Linked DNA regions of Mus musculus: region 2 is linked to region 1. The links are chromatin loops, found by intact Hi-C in ENCODE. Cell type or tissue: left cerebral cortex. All regions are shown on one strand. Each heading gives the region's core, and the rest is flanking DNA. Links, peaks and the distances in the headings are about the cores only.

Region 1 (9,015 bases), core at 260-8,259:
ACACTGGGACCCTTGGAGTGCTGATTATGTATGGTTCTGTTCCACCCAGCATTTGGATGCTGCCAACTGAGCCCAGGTCCTCTGCAAGAACAGCAGGTTCTCTGGCTTGCTGAGCCATCTCTCCAGCCCCACTCTCAGTTCCTTTATCACCTTCTATTGAGAACATGGGCATCATCTGATAGGCATCATCTACACACTTTTCATAATGGAATAAATTTCTGCATATCTGTTCTCTGGCCACCCACAGTTGCCTAGAGGATTGGACATAGTCAATGCAACCTCTCAAATAGCTTACACATAGCAATTTTTGTCAAATTTATCAGTAGTTGTGCTAGTAGAACTTTTCATGGTTGGGCCATACTGTGAGCATTTGAGAGTAATATATATGCATGAGACATGATGTACTCGTTAACAGGCCTAGAATCACCGAGGAGGAAAGCCTCCAGTTAACTGTGGTGGGGAGGCCTACCCTCACTGAGGGCCACAGCAGCTGGGCTTTGCTCTTGTGCTTGATAAAAAGAGAAAGCTTGCTGCGCACTAGCACTCGCTGTCTGTCCTTCCTGATGGTGTGCGCAGTGTGACTAGCAGCTGCCCTTTCCTGCCACCAGGCCTTCCTCCTTTAAGGTGCTTCATGTCATGTATTTTGACTGGGGCTGGAGAGATGGCTCAGCAGTTAAGAGCAGTGACTGCTCTTCCAGAGGTTCTGAGTTTAATACCCAGCAACCACATGGTGGCTCACAACCATCTGTAATGGGTTCTGATGCCCTCTTCTGACATGCAGGTGTGCATGCAGATAAGAGTGTTCATATACATGAAATAAATTTTTAAAAAATCAGAACTATTTTGAGCACATTCAGTCTAAACCATGCTTTTTGTGTGGATTCCTGGATGGGCTGGAGAACTCTTCCAGAGTTGAGTTCCCAGAACTCGGGTTGGGTGGGTCACAACCCTGTAACTCTAGGCCTCAGGATCTGACATCTTCTGGCCTCTGCAGGATTTCACATAAGGGAACGTACACACTAAGTAACACATAAATAAAAGTGAATTAAAACGTTTAAAAAGATTTATGGAATTCTGTGTTTGTTTGTTTGTTTTTAACAATATCAGGTTTAATCAGTGTTCACAGTTGGCGGGTCATTGTTATATAGAAATAAGTAGATGTAGTGGGAATCCAGGGAATAAAGCATGGTCTTAGGCGACTTTATGACGAGTGGATACATTTGGAGAGGCAGAAGGAGAGTACATTCCACAGGAGACAGCTTCAGGAAAGGTGGTAGTGTTGCTGCTAGTAATGTAATACTTTGAACAGTTGTGTTGTACCTAAGGGGTTAGTCAGTTAATAATAAAGTTGGAGGTGAAAGATAGCATCATTAGATTATGAGAAGCTCATTTGGTTTTTAATTAAAGGCAATACAGAGAGCATCAGTTCTTAAGAGAAATACAGTAAAAATCACAGTTTTCCCCTCAGTGTACCAATAAAAGATACATTTAGAGCAAAAGACTAAATATGAGACAAAGATGCTAAGTGTGGCTCATGCCTTAGGAGGCAGAAACAAACCTAGTCTACACAGAAAATTTCAGCCTGGCTAGAATTCTATGAGACCATTTCACAAGGAATAGATTGGGCGGTGGGGGCATGTAACAGGAACACTTGTTTATTATATGGTAGACACCATTTTCTCTATGGAGCTATCAGGACTGTCTTCATTCTGCAGATAGTTGAGTTCATAGTGCTGAGGTGTATAGGTGACACAGGTGAAACGGTGACTTTACTACACTGGACTGCTAGTGACTTTGGGTTAAGTTAGTATTTCCCTGTGGTTACTGAGGATGGCGTCTATTCTGTCCCTATCCCTTTCCTCTTTTCTTTCCCTGGGTGACATGGGTTTGGGGAGCATAACTATTGGACAGACTCATAGATGGCAGAGGTAAAAGCCACCGTTCCAGAAGAAGACAAACAAAAACCTGTGATTAGAACTTTAGAATTCTTCCTCCCAGTGCTAGTGCTAACATAGAAATTTTCAGATGTGTTCTGACCTTATAGACTGGGGACCAATCCTTGCTCATTTGAGGTTAAGCCCATGTACAGGATTCTGTAAATGCTTTTGCTAGTCAAGGGAACAGTTAGATGCTTTCTGTTCTTCCTGCATCCTAGGTATGGATAACTGAGTTTCTGCTTATGAAGCTGTGCAAGGATTTCTTTAAGCTGTGTGATAACCACAGCATGGTTTTTGTTTTTGTTTCATTTTAGCTTGGTTCTACAGCCATTGGCATCCAGACCTCAGAGGGTGTATGTCTAGCTGTGGAGAAGAGAATTACCTCCCCACTAATGGAGCCTAGCAGCATTGAGAAGATTGTAGAGATCGATGCTCATATAGGTGAGTGATGAGTGGGAGCTGCTATAGGATCTGGTGTGGGTTACTTAATCTTCTGTGATCCAAGGGAGGCCACACAGCTCTTCTGTTCAAGGCAGGAGGCCAGTACGTAAATCTAGGCAGTGGAAGGCAGCCTCAGGACCAAACTGAGGCTTAACCTACTACCAGAAAGCCTTTTCATCTATTTTACTTTTTGTAGTGCTTGGAATTGAACCCAGGATACTCTCACAAGCTAGGCAAGCACTCTACCACTGAAATATAACCCGATCTTTGGCAAATATTATACTTTAATACATTAAGGTTGGATCTTTGGCTAGTTCCTGTGATGGCTGTGTTTTAATTCATGCATGTTACCCTAGTAGTAAGCTAGCTGGAGCGGAAATAGTGTGGAAAAATGTAATGTCCACTGAGAAAAAAAGTAATTCTCAAAGATTTCAAAGTGTATAAGGTTCAGGGTGTTAAAGGAGTCATGTTAGACCAGCCTGTTCTGTGTGAGAGACTTAACTGATCTCTTCCTGCCCTCTCTGTCTTTTCTCTTGTCTTTAGTATAATTTTCTTGTTGGCTCTTGACAATGTAACATTAAAAGATACATACTTTTACAGTTACAGCTTTATATTGTAATTGGCTATCCAAATTTGCTTATCTTACCTACTCAACCCAGTTACTACAACATTTGCAAAGTAATTAATTACTCAAAGGCCATAAGAGCTAAATGCTTTGGTAACTGGGAGCTTAGTATTCCCTTTCATAGCTGGAGAAACAGATCTTAGAGTTGGAATGTTGTCTGCCGTATCTCAGGTCAACTGTCTTTTGGAGGTAGGTTAGTATCACTTCATTCAACAGAGAAAGATTAACAAAATCTTGTTAGACTCCGTGGCTATATAGAGGGAGGCATGGTACGTGTCTTCCGGGAACTGATGGTCTTATTTATGGTGGTGCACAGTGTGCACTCAGTGAGGATGTGATGAAGGAAAGAGTTTTGTCTGGGCCCAGTGGTCATGAGTTTTAGTTACTTTTACTACACTGTGACCAGATATCTGACATCTTAAGAGAAGGAACTTGTTTTCTGGCTTGCTCATAGTTTTAGAGGGTTTACTATCATCATGATGAATCCATCTGTGACCATCTGTGTCCACAGCAGGGAAGACCAGGAGTAGAGAAAGGAGAGTATTTACTTAGTGGATGGGCATGAAAAACTGTAGAGTGTTTGGCTGATTGGTCACTGTTGCTTTTATATTGCAGGTTGTGCCATGAGTGGGCTAATTGCTGATGCTAAAACTTTAATTGATAAAGCCAGAGTGGAGACACAGGTAAAATCAACATCTTCTCTGCTTTTCATTGTGATGCATGCAGTCCTTGTTTAGTGATGACAGAGCTACCAAGGCTACATTGCAATGTCTGTGCCCGTATTAGACATGGCTCTTGAGAGTTTTGGGTCCATTCCCCTGCTAAAACACCTCGGGACTTAGGACTTAGCTCTCCAGCCATTGCAACAGAAAGCAAGCTCTGGTTAATAGGGCCTACAGCCTCTTACTTCTTCTAGGCTCACCTTGTGTAAAGCATACACTGTATCCCCTGATTAACTACCTGGGGGCCATCATAGAGGGATGTGGTCATAGAAAGAGGGTATCCTGACAGCTGCCTTTTCTGCCAGGCTTATAAAGTTGTTCTCATCTGGTAAGCAATGATTTGTGCCAGGTGACAAATTCAGGTTAGGAATGCTGGGGTTTTTTTTTGTTTTTTTAATAAAACAACAAAAACCCATAAGCAAATCCTTGGCTATTTGTGCTTTGACTGTAGTAGGCTAATAAGGGAAACAACTAATCACAAGGTAGTTTTTGCACATATTTCCAAGTTTGTCCTTTATACTTAGTAATAATTTAACATAAACTCTTAACAAGGTAAGGTGAGTGTCTAAAGAAAATTGACACTTGGATATTTACACTGACTTTGTGAAAGAACTAAACTTGCTGCCTTGTTTTTAGGTGTCACTGTTTTGCATGGGTAGCAGCCTCTAGGTCATCCTTATTTCCAGAGCTTATCAGTGTGTACCCTCTCCCTCTGTCCTCCTCCTCTTCATTTTTCCCTGCTCCCTCTTAAGACATGGTCTTTCTGTGACCAGCTCAGACTAGCCTTAAAAGTCACCATCCTCCTGAGGGTGGGGATCATGGGCATATGCCATCGTATCTGGCAGTCAGAGCTGTTCCTCTTCTGATATAACCCAAGCACTCAGTGGCTAGTGTTAGTCAAGAAAAGCATGTTAAACCGGGCAGCGGTGGCGCACGCCTTTAATCCTAGCACAGGGGAGGCAGAGGCAGGTGGATTTCTGAGTTGGAGGCCAGCCTGGTCTACAGAGTGAGCTCCAGGACAGCCAGGGCTACACAGAGAAACCTTGTCTCAAAAAACAAAAACAAAAACATGTTGATCTGGGCAGGTGGTCTGTCTTAGCTCTTGGGAGGCTGAGGTGGGAGGATTGTAAGTTCTGGGTCTGACATTCAGAGAGACCCTGTCCCAAACAGAAGAGGCATGTGAGCACGAGGTGATGGTTGGTGTGAGTTTCCTTTTTACCAAGAAGCAGTATCATTCTTTACCCTTTTTATAGAACCACTGGTTCACCTATAATGAGACAATGACAGTTGAGAGTGTGACCCAGGCTGTGTCCAATCTGGCTCTGCAGTTTGGAGAAGAAGATGCAGATCCAGGTGCTATGGTGAGTTAGTTCTGATGCTTGTGCTGAGCCTGCTTGCTGTTCTGGGGGACTGAGAACATTTGTCCTCTGCACACATTTCTGAGGACTCTCATTATTTGTTGCCTCTTCTAAATTAATTCTTTTTGGTTCTAGTCTCGTCCCTTTGGAGTAGCATTGTTGTTTGGAGGAGTTGATGAGAAAGGACCCCAACTGTAAGTACCATTTCCCACCCCTGCTTTGGGATGGCAGGGCAGGTGGATCTACGTGAGTTCGATTCCAGCCAGGGCTACACGGAGAAACTTTGTTCAAAAAACCAACCAACCAGTGAATGAATAAATGAGATAAAAAAATAAAAGGAAAGAAGCAAAAATTGATGAAAAGTAGGACTTCTGAGCCAGTGTTTCTGTGCTGTTTATACCAGTGTTGGGACCCATGAAGAAGCCTCTGTCTAGCCAGCACTAATTCTCTAAAGCTTACACATTGCCTCATTGCTGTTACCATGTGGTGCTCACTCTCACATCGGTGTAGCACATAAGATTGACATAGGCATACGTGGTCATTCTCCTGTTGATGTCTTAGGTGGACATAGGTGCCATGGTGATGTATACTCTCTGTCATTCTCTCACCCAAGATCCTGAGGAAGTTCATGATTTTATTAATGTTTTCTTTTTTTAAAAATTAGTTTAATGTTTAAATTTTAATGTTAAATTTGAATTTTTTGTTTAGCACATAAAATAGGTTTTATTGTAACATTTCCATATGTACACAGATGTGTATATCATTAGTCAGGACCCTTTAAAAGAACTGTTTTTTCAAAATAAAAAGTCTTTAGGGGCTGTGCCTCAGTATTGCAGTGGCATGTCCTGGCTCCAGGGTAAAATGCTTATACTTCTTTTAGTGAGGTATTTGTGGCTTAAGACGCCCTTTTAAACATTGATGTCTTTTCAGGTTTCACATGGACCCATCTGGGACCTTTGTACAGTGTGATGCTCGAGCAATTGGCTCTGCTTCTGAGGGTGCCCAGAGCTCCTTGCAAGAAGTTTACCATAAGGTAATCCATCATTCTCACTGTTCTTGCAATCTTTAAAGTCAGTGTTTAACGTCTGTGTGAGTAAAACTATAGACCTGGAATCACAACCTAAAACAAGACACAGAACACAATTTATCTGCCAAAGTGCTTATTCATCTTTCTCTTCATTTGCAACTATTTACCAGTATAGATTTGTCTGTTCTTGTCCTTTTCATAAGTGAAATTAATACAGCTTTGCCACTTTGGTTGTTATGAGTTTATGCTGGCTTTCTACACTAATGTGCTTTACCACTGATCTTTTTTAGTTCCTGAGACAGGGTCTCTCTTTGTAGTTCTAGATGGACTGTACTTGCTAAGTAGACTTGGCTGGTCTCAAACTCATTGAGATCCTCTTACTTCTGCTTTCCTAGCTCTGGGATTAAAGGAATATGCCACCAAGCCTAGCTTTCTTATTGTACTGTTAGGTTAGTTTTGTTTTGTTTTTTTTGCTGAATAATATGCCATGCTATGACTATAGCACAATGTTTGTCTTCTATCCTGACAGCTTCACTTAGCAGTTAATAATGCCTAGTGTGGATATTGAGGCAAGTGAGTAGTTGGTACTTCCTTTCTAGAATAGGAAGATTTGGGTTTTTGTAGTTCATTTCTATGGTTGAAGGCTGCCACACCCAGGTGGGTCACATAGGGAATCTCTGCTCATATTAACATAGGCGTATTTAAGAGGTATTTTAGGTTTGGCATATAAATAAGTCTATACAAAAATTAGGTTTTCATTATACTGTAACTATTAGTTACTTTTCTATCACGATGATAGAACACAATGACCAAGTTTATAGAAGGAAGTTTATAGAAGGAAGGATTTATTTGGGCTTATGACTCCAGAGGGATAAGAGTCCATCATTGTGGGAATACATGGCAGCAAGTGGCATGCAAGGCTCCAGGAGCAGGAGAGCTCACAGTTTCAATGCAAGCACAAAGAAGAGAAAGCAAACTGGAAGTAGGGTGACGCTTTAAGCTCTCAAAGCCTGCCCCCAGGGAATATTTGCTCCAGCAAGGTTATCCCTCCTAAGCCTCCCCAAATAGTACCACCAACTGGGCACCAAGCACTCAGATATCAGAACCTGTGGGAATATTGCTCATTTAAATCAACACAGTGTGTAGTAAGTAGCATTATGTCTGAAAGCTTTTCACAATTTAATTGCAATTTTTTTCCACTAAAAATGATAAGCAAATTGTAATTCTTTTGCTATGGTGCTGGTGGCTTTTAAGGGTTAGGTAGCTGTGACAGCTTCTTACGGGGATACAGGAGCGTCTGTGGCATCAACGAACTGTTGTTTTCATGAAAAATTAGGTGTAGTATATGAATGAGAGTGTGTGATAGTGTCTATGCACAGAATTTTCATTCCAAACTGATTGATGCTCAGGCTTTTCTGTGCTTTATCAGCTAAACTTATGTTAATATAAAAGGGAAAGGGAGGGCTGGGACTGTAGCTCCTGGAAGATCACTTGCACAAATACATGAGGCTGTACATTGTTAAAATTGCTTTTTAAAAAGGGGCCTTTTCTTTCCCTTTTCACAGCTTGCTTAACTAATTTGGCACAAGAGGCCTAGCTTTCAGCCTAACTCAAATCTTGATAAACTGGACTAAGCGTTCTCATTTTCAGGTTTTGGTTTAAAGCGGGAAGCATGGGACTCTACCTTTTACTGTAGTAACATCCTTAGATTGACCTCGTTCAGTATTGTTGTCTTGGGAATGTAGAAAAATCCCTCCAAAAGATGGGCAGTACAGCAGTGAGGATATCTGCTACATTTGTCAAGGTTGATTCCTGTAATGTGGCTTGTGGGACTCGAGCAATTACGGCAATAGCACCACAAGTGACTTGCTAGGTTTCCAGGATCTGTCTTAGTATAGTGCTTCTCTTGTAAGCATGATCCCCAGAAACCACATTAATAAAGCCATGGGAACTGTGCCTCAGTGGGTAAGAACAAACTGCTCTCACAGAGGACTCGAGTTTGGTTCGTAGAACCCATGTCACCTGTAACTGCAGCTCTAGGGAATCTGACACCCTTTTTTGGTCTCTGAGGGCACTTGCACTCCTGTGTATACCCACACAAAGATGGACATCGTTAAAAAAAAATTCTTGGAAAATGGAGGGGGCAGCCAGGCGTCTGTAGTACAGGCTTTTAATCCCAGTGCTGGGGAGGCAGAGACGGGTGGCTCACTGGAGCTGACTTGGTAGGCAGCCTAGCCTGCTTGGTGAATTCCAGACCAGAGAGAGATTGATTTCAAAAAGGTATCTGTGGAGTAACATCCAAGTTGTCCTCTGACTTCCACTTGGGTGCATGTGCAACCCCCCCCCCCCAACAAACACCCCCACACACACACATCTGCACATACCTGAAAATACAGACACTAAAGAGAGGAAAAATGGTTACCAAACAGATCACACTGTTGTGAGAATTAATCAGAAATAACAGACACAGAATAATCCATTGCTTTTAGAAAATGTTACCAGTAAGCTTGTTCAATATGAGGTTGCCACTGATCTGCAGTATTTGCTAAGTGCAGCACAACAAAGCACAATAAAATGCGGTTTGCTTGTAATATAGCTTTCATATGTAGAGAAAATTAAATGTTAGTTAGTGCTGTGTGTGTATGTGTACACAAGTGAGAGCCATATAGGAAGAGGAATTTGAAATGAGAGAATACCTCATCAAATTAGTTTTTGGGCAAATCCTTAGGATGTTTTCTTGATTAGTGATTAGTACGGGAGGGTCTAGCTCACTACAGGTGGTGCCACCTCTGTGCAGGTGGTTCTGGGATGTATAAGATAGCAAATTGAGCAAGCCAGGAAGAGCAAGCCAGTAAGCAGCATTCCTCCATAGCCTCTGCTACCTTTCCTTCCTCTACTTCCCTCA
Region 2 (9,015 bases), core at 438-8,437, 82 kb after region 1:
AATCTTAATAAAATAATCGTGCCAGCCATCTATGGTCACTAGTTACAGTGACCAAGGCAGTGGAAGCAAGGCCATCAGTAGTTGAATGGGCTAATAAAGTATCGTATACACTCCCCACCCCGCCACCACCCAAGATGGAATATTATTTTGCTTTATATAGGAAGGATATCTGACAAATGATCAACCCTGAGGACATTGCTGCAAGTGAAATGAGCCTATTACAAAAAAAGATGGCTTCTGTACAATTCATTTCTATGAGTGAATATCCCAAAGGGACCCTAGAGTAGTCAGGTCTCCAGAGACAAAGAATGGAACGTGGTTCCTCAGGCGCAGGAGACAGAAGTGGAGACTTGTTGCTTTAAATGTGGTGGTTTCAGTTTTACATGGTGAGAAGGTTCTGAAGGCTAATTAAGCAAGAATATCCCTAAATTATACTTAAAAAGCCAGATAGTACATTTTATTAAGTGAATTCTACCAGGTTGTTTTTTGTTGTTATTATTTGTTTGTTTTTTTAATCATCCCACTGAGGTTTGAGTTAAATTCACAGTCTTATTGGGAGGCTCTGTGAAAGGACTGAGGCCATCAAGTCTTTGGTTTTAATCTGGGCTTTGGTTTCTCTTCACAGTGCAGCCTTCATATCCATGCTTCTTATAGCATCTCCCAGAAGCTAAACGTTCCAATGGCCCCACTTTCCGAGCCCAATGCTGTGGGCATAGTCATCGCTCACGGTAAGGAGCCCTCTCTCTCACAATTGTGGACTGAGCCACCAAGCACAGAGAGACAGCGCTGCCTTTGGGCTTGTGTATGCATACATGCACACACACACACACACACACACACACACACACACCCCACAAGCTCACCCCACATAGTAGGTAGCTGCTCTGTTTTGTTTCTGTGTCCTTTCTGTTGCTGTGATAAACCACTCTGACCAAATGCAACCTGAGGAGGAAAGGATTTATTTCATCTTATCCTTCCAGGTCACAGTTCATCATTGAGGAAGTCATGTCAGGGACCCGGGAGGAGCCTGTTTGCTCCTGGCTCACCTTTTTCAGGCTCGTCGGCAGCTAACTTCCCTATACAACTCAAAACCACCTACCTAGAGGACTGATGGTGCTCCTCAGTGGGCTGGGCCCCCCAAGGCCAATCATTAATCAAGACAATCTCTCACAAACGTGGGTATAGCCCACTCTGACCTGGGCAGTCCCTCACCTTGTGATTCCCCAGAGACGGTGCTAAGCTGTGTCACATGTCCAGCTTGAGGTGACTAGAACAGGATCCTTTGATAGAATTTCCAGTATTGCAACAACTCTTTGGGCTCTTTTAGACTCTCATTGGCAAGAGCAGCAGCTAAGCCTTGATGGCCATCATTTTACTATAACAGGCCTGGTGACAAACACAGTAAACTCACTCAAAGGTTTCCTCTTGTCAGTAACTCCTCGCGGCTTCATTGCTGATGGATGCTAATGGTCAATTACTTTTCAGGTAGTGTGGGAGATGCCATCTCGGTGATGGTCCCAGATGTGTACATCTCAGATGATGGGGGTTACTCCTGGGCGAAGATGCTAGAAGGACCACATTACTATACCATCCTGGACTCTGGAGGCATCATTGTGGCCATTGAGCACAGCAACCGTCCTATCAATGTGATTAAGTATGCATGCTCGAAGCTCCCCACACAGTATCTGCATAGAAGGCAGTGGTGGGGAAGTTCTCGGGCTTACTGCAGGGAGAGCCCGACCCCAACCCTGATTTACATGGTTAGATTCTGTAGACCTCTGGCAAAGGCTCCTTCACAGGGATTCTGTGAGGAAGCAAGCCAGATTGCTCAACACCACTTCCCCTCTCACTCCTCCCAGCTGTAGATTTTATCACTTTTTGAGACTATTTCTCTTGGGCCAGCAAGATGACTAAGCACGTAAAGGTGTTTGCTGCCAGGCCTGACGATCAGAGTTCAATACCCAGAATGCACATGGTGTAAATTAAAAACAATCCTTCCATACCCACACCCACGATTAAATGAAAAATAACAATCTTCTTTCTCTCCACTGCCCAAAATGTAGAAATGCCCAAGCACTCTACCAAGTTAATTTCTAACTTCAGTGCACATGTTATAAAGAAATTCTAGGTATTTCAAGTCTATCTTATTAATTTAGAATTAACTTATTAATTTAGAAACTCATTCTTCCCTGGGCCATGCCTCTGTCTTCCTTTGAGAGAGGTATTCTCTTCCATGCCTTCTATGAGTGAATCCCTTCTCATACCCTGCTAACTAGAGGTATTGGAAATTAAAGTAATTTTCAGACATAAGTCACCCTCTAACTACAAGGGTGTCCCCTGGTCTGGGACCAAAGGGCTAGATTGCTTTCCTGATATCCCCAGTCCATGCTGGTCCTCTGTCATGATCCTTCTCTAACTCGGGTTTCAGGTTCTCCACAGATGAAGGCCAGTGCTGGCAGAGCTATGTGTTCACACAGGAGCCCATCTACTTCACTGGGCTTGCTTCCGAGCCTGGAGCCAGGTCCATGAACATCAGCATCTGGGGATTCACAGAGTCTTTCATTACCCGCCAGTGGGTCTCCTACACAGTCGATTTCAAAGACATCCTTGAGCGGAATTGTGAGTGTCTCCTTCGGAATTTCCCACCAGAAATCTGTAAACCCTTTTCCCCAAATAACCCATTCAGAGAAAATCTCTTTCAACCAGGGTACTCAGATGCATATGCATATGAAAGTCAATGGAGGATGGAACAGAGAAGTCATGCTGGGGCTAGTGCTGTCCACAGGAAATACAAGGGGCATCTGTATAATTTAAATTATTCTGTTAGCTATGTTATAAAATAGAAGGTGAACTACATCTCCATGGTAGAATTATCTATAAATGTCCGAAACATTATTCTTTCAACATGTAAGCGATATGAAGGATCCCTGATAGTTCACCCTTTTCCTTTTAAGTCAGCATTCTTGAGCAAGTCTCAATTCATCCATCCATGCTTGGCAGGAGTGGGGGTGAAGGAGCCGGGCTGCCATATAGGACAGTGTACTCTGCCCTGCAGGAAAGATCTTTTGTACCATTTATGAGACGTTCTTTTGCCTTGTTTGTCTTAAGTGATTTTGTGACATTTGGGGAGGGGGGTGTCCCTCTGTAGGACATTGGATGCATTGGGACTGTAGAAAGCAAGCTTTGGAGGGGAGCGTTTGGAAGGTCCGCTCTCTGACCCTGTTACTCAGAACACTGAAGGGAGGGGTTTCACATGGAGGTTGAGTTTAATGTGAGTCCTAGTGGAGACTCTAAACCCTGGGCAGGTATGAGGACTTCCAGAAGCAAGTGTCCAGCACATGGCGCTCCCAGAGTGTCGCAAACAAACCCAGTGTAGTGTCTCAATGAGAAAGATGTAGACTAAAAGAAAACACTATGGGAAAGGTGCCTGCGTTCACTGTCGGCATCATACAACCAAGGGCTTACAGGAGTCATTTTAGAGACGGGTGTCCCCTGGGTTCACCCTGCAGCACCTGTAATGCAGGACTCTCAGCCTGCACTTCCTTTTCTATAAGACACTTAAGTGTGATTCATAACCTGAGTGCACTTGGCTTCTAAATGCACTAAAGAAGGTGGACAGAGCTGGCTTGTGAGTTCATCCTCAGCAGGGAACTCTATATTACTATATTAGCTCTCAAATATTTGTTACACACCTGTCCCCTAGCAGGCTGGCTCACTGCTGGTCCTCAAGTCCTCCCAAAAAAAAAACCCAGGCAACACTCTAGGTTCCAACCTAGGAGCATTGTCCCCGGAGCAGATGATGTTGTCTACTGAAGCAGAAGCAGATGTTGGCCGTCAGAGAGCCAGTGGGCTCTAGAGAAAAGCTAGGAAGAGGCCGGTTCCCCTCTGCTGGAAGCCAAGTATGGCCGGCAACCCTGAATCTGGGCTCTTGTTGGTGTCTTATGCTAAACAAATGGCCAACGTATGGGAAACATGGCTGCTTGTCTCTGACAGCTCCAGGGATGGAGGGACCAGGCCATCAAGGCAGACCGCAGCCTCTTGGTTTGGGAAGACTCTAGTGCTCCCTGTACAACCTCACTTTAAAACAAAGATTTCTCCTAATCCCCCCCACAGAAGGCGATACAGAGAGAGTCTTCCTTTGCTATGAGGAAGTGCAACTGCTAGTGGGTTCTAGACTAAAGTGACTTTGTGTTTGCAACTCCAGACAGAAGCAAGAGATTGAATAAGACAGCTCACCTGCCTTCCCTCCCCTCCTCCTCCCCTGAGCCTGACAGCTGCCTCTCTCTTGTGGGTGGGCTGTGTGCTATGCCGACTCCTGAACATTCTGTCTGTCCTTTAGGTGAAGAGGATGACTATACCACGTGGCTGGCACACTCCACAGACCCTGGAGATTACAAAGACGGCTGCATTTTGGGCTATAAAGAACAGTTCCTACGGCTACGGAAGTCATCCGTCTGTCAGAATGGTCGAGACTATGTTGTGGCCAAGCAGCCATCCGTCTGTCCGTGTTCCCTGGAGGACTTCCTCTGGTATCAGCATTTCTCAGATCCCTCTGTCAGCCCCTGTCCCACATTCGGGGAGGTGGAAAATAGTTGTCTTATCCAGCTAAGAAATCCTGACATTCCTCTCCACCAGACTAAATAACTCTTGCCTGCTGTCCACAAAAGTGAAGCCCAGAGAAAGGGGACCAAACGGTACTAACACTTCACAGATTACTTTATCATACTGGATAGTCACTGGACACAGACTGTCCAGCCTTAGAGGTCGTGACATGGACATGGTGGGAAGGACAGAAATTAAATAAGAAGAGGCGGTCTGGCGTGTAACTCGGGTGGTACAGGGTTTGCCTAGCATGCACGGAGCCCTGAGTCCAATCCCCAACATCAAATAAAGCATGTGTGTTGGTTTATGCAGTAATCCCAGCACGTGGGGGTAGGAGCAGTTCGGTAATAGCCTGGAATACATAAGACTGTCTCAAAACTAAACTAAGGGTTGCAGGGGCAGTCTACAAAATGATAAACTAAAAACAACAGGAACAGTAGCTCAGGGCCGGGGAGGAAATTGGACTTGGCAGGTGGCTTCTGGAAGGCTTTGGATCATCTGCAAGACTGAGGACTGAAGGGTGGTGATTAGGTCCTGAGAGTAGAAGTGACATCATTATGTTCATGGTGCCTAGGTCTCAGTGAATATAGAGGCCACCAGGATGTACTCCCTAAAGTTCAGGACCATCAGAGATCAAGAGTTAGTTAGTTATGTGGTGATCTGGTGTTAGTTGATATACAAGAGGCCAATGTCACTTAAATGAGGACATTTGGGGCAAATAAGGGCTGCCTCCTATTGCAGGTGATAACTTGCTGCTTGTGACAGACAGGAAGTAAAATTGGCTTCCCAAAGCACTTGGACAAAGAGGACAGCTAGTACTCTTGTCCCCTTGTCATAGTCCCCTGAACTACAGGTGACAGCTCAATGCAGGTCTGAAGGAAACTCAGGTCCAACCCTCGGTGGCTCTTCCCATCCTCATTTCCACAGGAAACACATCACTCAGCTCACCTTCGACTGCCAGGCAAGCGTGGGGTCACTCTGAGGGGTTGTCCTGTCCTTACCCTGGCCTCCGGGGCCTCTTTCCCTGAGCTGCTGTCTCCTAATGAGCTGGGGTCCTGCAGAGTGCAGGGTTGTGAGAATGTTTCCTCTGTGAGGAAGATCTGTCCTCACCCCGTACCTCCCCCTTGGCCTTTAATGGATAAGATGGACAGACAGACAGCACAGCTTGAAAGCCTCTTTCATTTTCCCCCACCAGACACACACAGGAAGCGGTAGTGAGGAGAGGAGAAGGGTCCCCTGTGCTGAAAAGGAGGGGGACCTCGGAGCAGCTTGTTGAGGTGGTGGCATCAAGCTGAGTGCTGATGAGCAAGTGGGGCAGAGAAGCCAGAGGCCTGTTGGGAGCTTAGACACCCACAGCACACCAAGGAAGGCTGAGAGGAGTCAGAGAAACATTTGGCAGGCAGAGCCCCATGAACTCCAGGCTAGCCTCATCTATAGTGTAACCTCTAGAGCTACATTTTAAAAAAGAGAAATATGGATCAGAGTTCAGGTCAAGGACTTTCAAGCTTAAGTTTCCCTTTCAGATGGTGGAAGAAAGGTACTGTTGTAAACAGACACGGAACCAAGGAGGAGACGATGTTAGGTTTGTTGATCAGTAAGCCTCGTGGGGCCTTAGGCATTCATTCCCAAAGTTGCAGAAGGTGTTGAAGACAAAATACAGGAACTAAAACATAAATGAGGAGCTAGAGATGTCATTTGGTTTAGTGTAACAAATTTGCTTCATGTGTGTCAGAGTCTAATTAAGTCCCCAGCACTAGGAGGTGGGAATGGCTTATAGTCTAGATGAGCAAAATAAGGTAATTAAAAGTATTCTTGCACGAAATATGGCTAGACACAGGATATAGCTCAGGGCTAGAGCACTTGCCAAGCATATATCAGACCCTGTATTCAACCCTGAGAGAGGGGTTGGGGGAGAGAGGAAGGAAGGGAGGGAGGGAGAGATTTGCCCAACTAAAAGATAAGGGATGATTTATAGGGTAGACATGGAGGCCGAGGAGAAGACACTAATGAGTGGAGGAGATCAGTTGTCCTTTCTTATAGTCTGTGTGCAAGGACTTAGGGTGGTGGGACCAAAACATGGATGCTGTCCATGTCAAGGGTCAACCTTGGAAAAGAGGCAGGATCTCACAGAAGGGAAGGGAGGGTGGATGAGAGGTACTACAAAGAGACGGCGTGGAATGGAAGGGGCTGGCAGGGAGCTGGATCAGTGGCCTGCATGCTTGCTGTACAGGCATGAGATGATGAATTCTGACCCTCAGCACCCACATAAGGCGGCACACATCTGCAACTTCAGTGTTAGTGATAGGGGAGAGACAGGCAGATCTGGAGTTCACTGGCCCGCCTAGCTAGTCTGTCAGTCAGTGAGCTCCAGGTTCAGTGAGAAACCCTGTCTCAAAAAAATCGCCAAGGAGGAGAGGCAGAGAGGAAGACACCTGACAGTACCTTTTGGCCTCCATGCTTGGGTATGGGCATTTTACACATGCTACCACACATGCAGTGTCTGAGCGTGAGCAGCACTGCAGGGCAGAAATGCGAGGCAGAGCAAGTCAGTCCATGGGGGTTGGGGAGTCCCATTAGGCCCTAACCTTTAAATGCTCCACCACCTCTCAGTAGCTCCACACTGGGGACCGTGCCTTTAACACAGGGACCTGTGAAAGACACTTAAGATTCTAGCATGGATCTGCAAGGACGCCATAGCTTTCCCAACCCATTCCTCGCAGCTGTTCTCACCTCAGTTGGAGCATCCACAATGGGAATGTCAGCTCTCCACTTGACCTACCAGTCGCGTGCTGGCTTGTAGGCAGGCAACTTCAAAAGTATCCTTATTGTTGGTTCTTACAGTGACTTTGGCTACTTCCGTCCGGAGAACGCCTCAGAGTGCGTGGAGCAGCCTGAACTGAAGGGGCATGAGTTAGAGTTCTGTCTGTACGGCAAGGAGGAGCACCTGACAACAAATGGGTAAGGCGGCCTCCCACATCGCGCTCTCACCTCCCTGAGCCGAAGTGGTAGCGCCACACGGTTCTGAGTGAGCGATGTTCCGGACATTCATGAAATCACCATCTAGTAGACCTTCTGTGATGAGAAAATATTCTGATAAACTATTGGCCTCCTGGGACCATTGACTCCTGTGCAAATTAGTTTCTATTAATCTTCTATTCAAATGGCCTCCACAGGAGCCAACGCAGTGCTCTCCCAAGGACTCCCCTCTCCCATTTTTTGTGCTACTTGTTAATAAGCTTTCTCCAGGACTCAGTTTGGGGTGCAGTCTAAAGGCACAGACATAGAAATGCTAAGTCTGTGCAGGCCCTGAAACCACACAAAATCTCCTCATGGGCAGCGCCCTTCCCTGCCTCCAGACCTGGCCCAGACCCATTTTGCCTACCTCCTAATATTTCAGTCAACAAAACAATGCATTTGCAAAACAGAACTTCCCAAGGAGGTGGCCAAGCCTGCTGTCCTAAGGATAGGGTTTAGCGACATTTGTAGGGAAAGAGGATGAAACTTGGTGGGCAGCGTATGTCTGTAACCCCAGCACTCAGGCTATAGGGTGGGAGGTCCCCTTAAGTTCAACAGCAGTTTGTACTACACACCTAGTTCTAGGCTAGCCAATTCTACTTAGAAAGCCCTATCTTGAGAAAGGAAGGGGGAATGGCTTCCATGAGCATAAATAAATATGGGCACATGTGTAACTTAGTTTCATAGCTCCTCACAGAACACATGCACACAAACGCTCAGAAATGCTGCTCCCATAGTCTCAGGTTAGAGGTTTTAGTCCTTTAATGTCAAAAAGTTAACCATTGAATTGTCCTGAGTCATTCAAAGGATCCCCTGCGTAGTCACTTGAGTTGTGGCCATTTAAGTCCCTGAAAATTGTTGGGTATGGTGGCACACTCCTTTAATTCCAGCACTTGGGAGGCAGAGGCAGGCCAATCTCTGTAGGTTCAAGGCCTGCCTGGCCTACCTAGTGAGTTTTAGGACAGCAAGAGTGACATACTGAGACCCTGTCTTAAAAACAAAACAAAAGCCCCTGAAAATGAACAAGAGCCACCTTGATCGTCATGACCCAGCGTCATGACCCATCGTCACAGTGCTACAGCTCAGGTAGTGAGAAACAACTGTGTGGCCTCTGAGTTGGGGCCTTTAAAGTCCGTTAGAGTTAGAGGCTAACAGCAAGTGAAGCTAGAGCTTTGTTCAGATTTCCTCAATTTCCCAGAGACAAGAACTTTCTGCAGTTTTCAAATCTGTTTTCTAGAAAGAGACAGCCCAGGAATATATTCTGGTTTTTTAAAAAAATGTATTCTGCTTTAAAAAAATAAATTATCTTCTTTCCACCCCTTCTTCATTTCCTTTTTCTCCTCTTCTCTATTTTTATGTGTGGTGTGTGTTTGTGTGTGGGGTGTGTGTGTGTGTGGT

The links. Hi-C counts contacts between places; a loop is a spot of excess contacts. Peaks named below come from ENCODE experiments on the same cell type or tissue, not always from the same donor. Only the 100,000 strongest peaks of a DNase experiment are listed, where the experiment ranks them.
Region 2: a loop joins it to region 1, with 2.1 times the contacts of the local background. A loop is called at or near these places in 2 of 42 quality-filtered maps.

The regions. Positions count from the first base shown.
Region 1 is chr3:108,262,815-108,271,829 of GRCm38, forward strand. Psma5 (proteasome subunit alpha 5) reads left to right here. Exons shown (of 9, transcript NM_011967.3): 3 at 2,252-2,378; 4 at 3,619-3,686; 5 at 4,979-5,086; 6 at 5,219-5,277; 7 at 6,014-6,116. Among named protein-coding and RNA genes, the nearest start is that of Psma5, 10 kb to the left of the region's middle. In left cerebral cortex, for the core only: a CTCF peak has its summit at 745 (motif pointing left); no DNase peak of the experiment used is centred there.
Region 2 is chr3:108,344,229-108,353,243 of GRCm38, forward strand. Sort1 (sortilin 1) reads left to right here. Exons shown (of 20, transcript NM_019972.3): 12 at 626-728; 13 at 1,486-1,654; 14 at 2,429-2,619; 15 at 4,340-4,529; 16 at 7,444-7,560. Among named protein-coding and RNA genes, the nearest start is that of Mybphl, 16 kb to the right of the region's middle. In left cerebral cortex, for the core only: no CTCF peak of the experiment used is centred there; a DNase peak (open chromatin) is centred at 4,293; H3K27ac peaks cover 468 bases.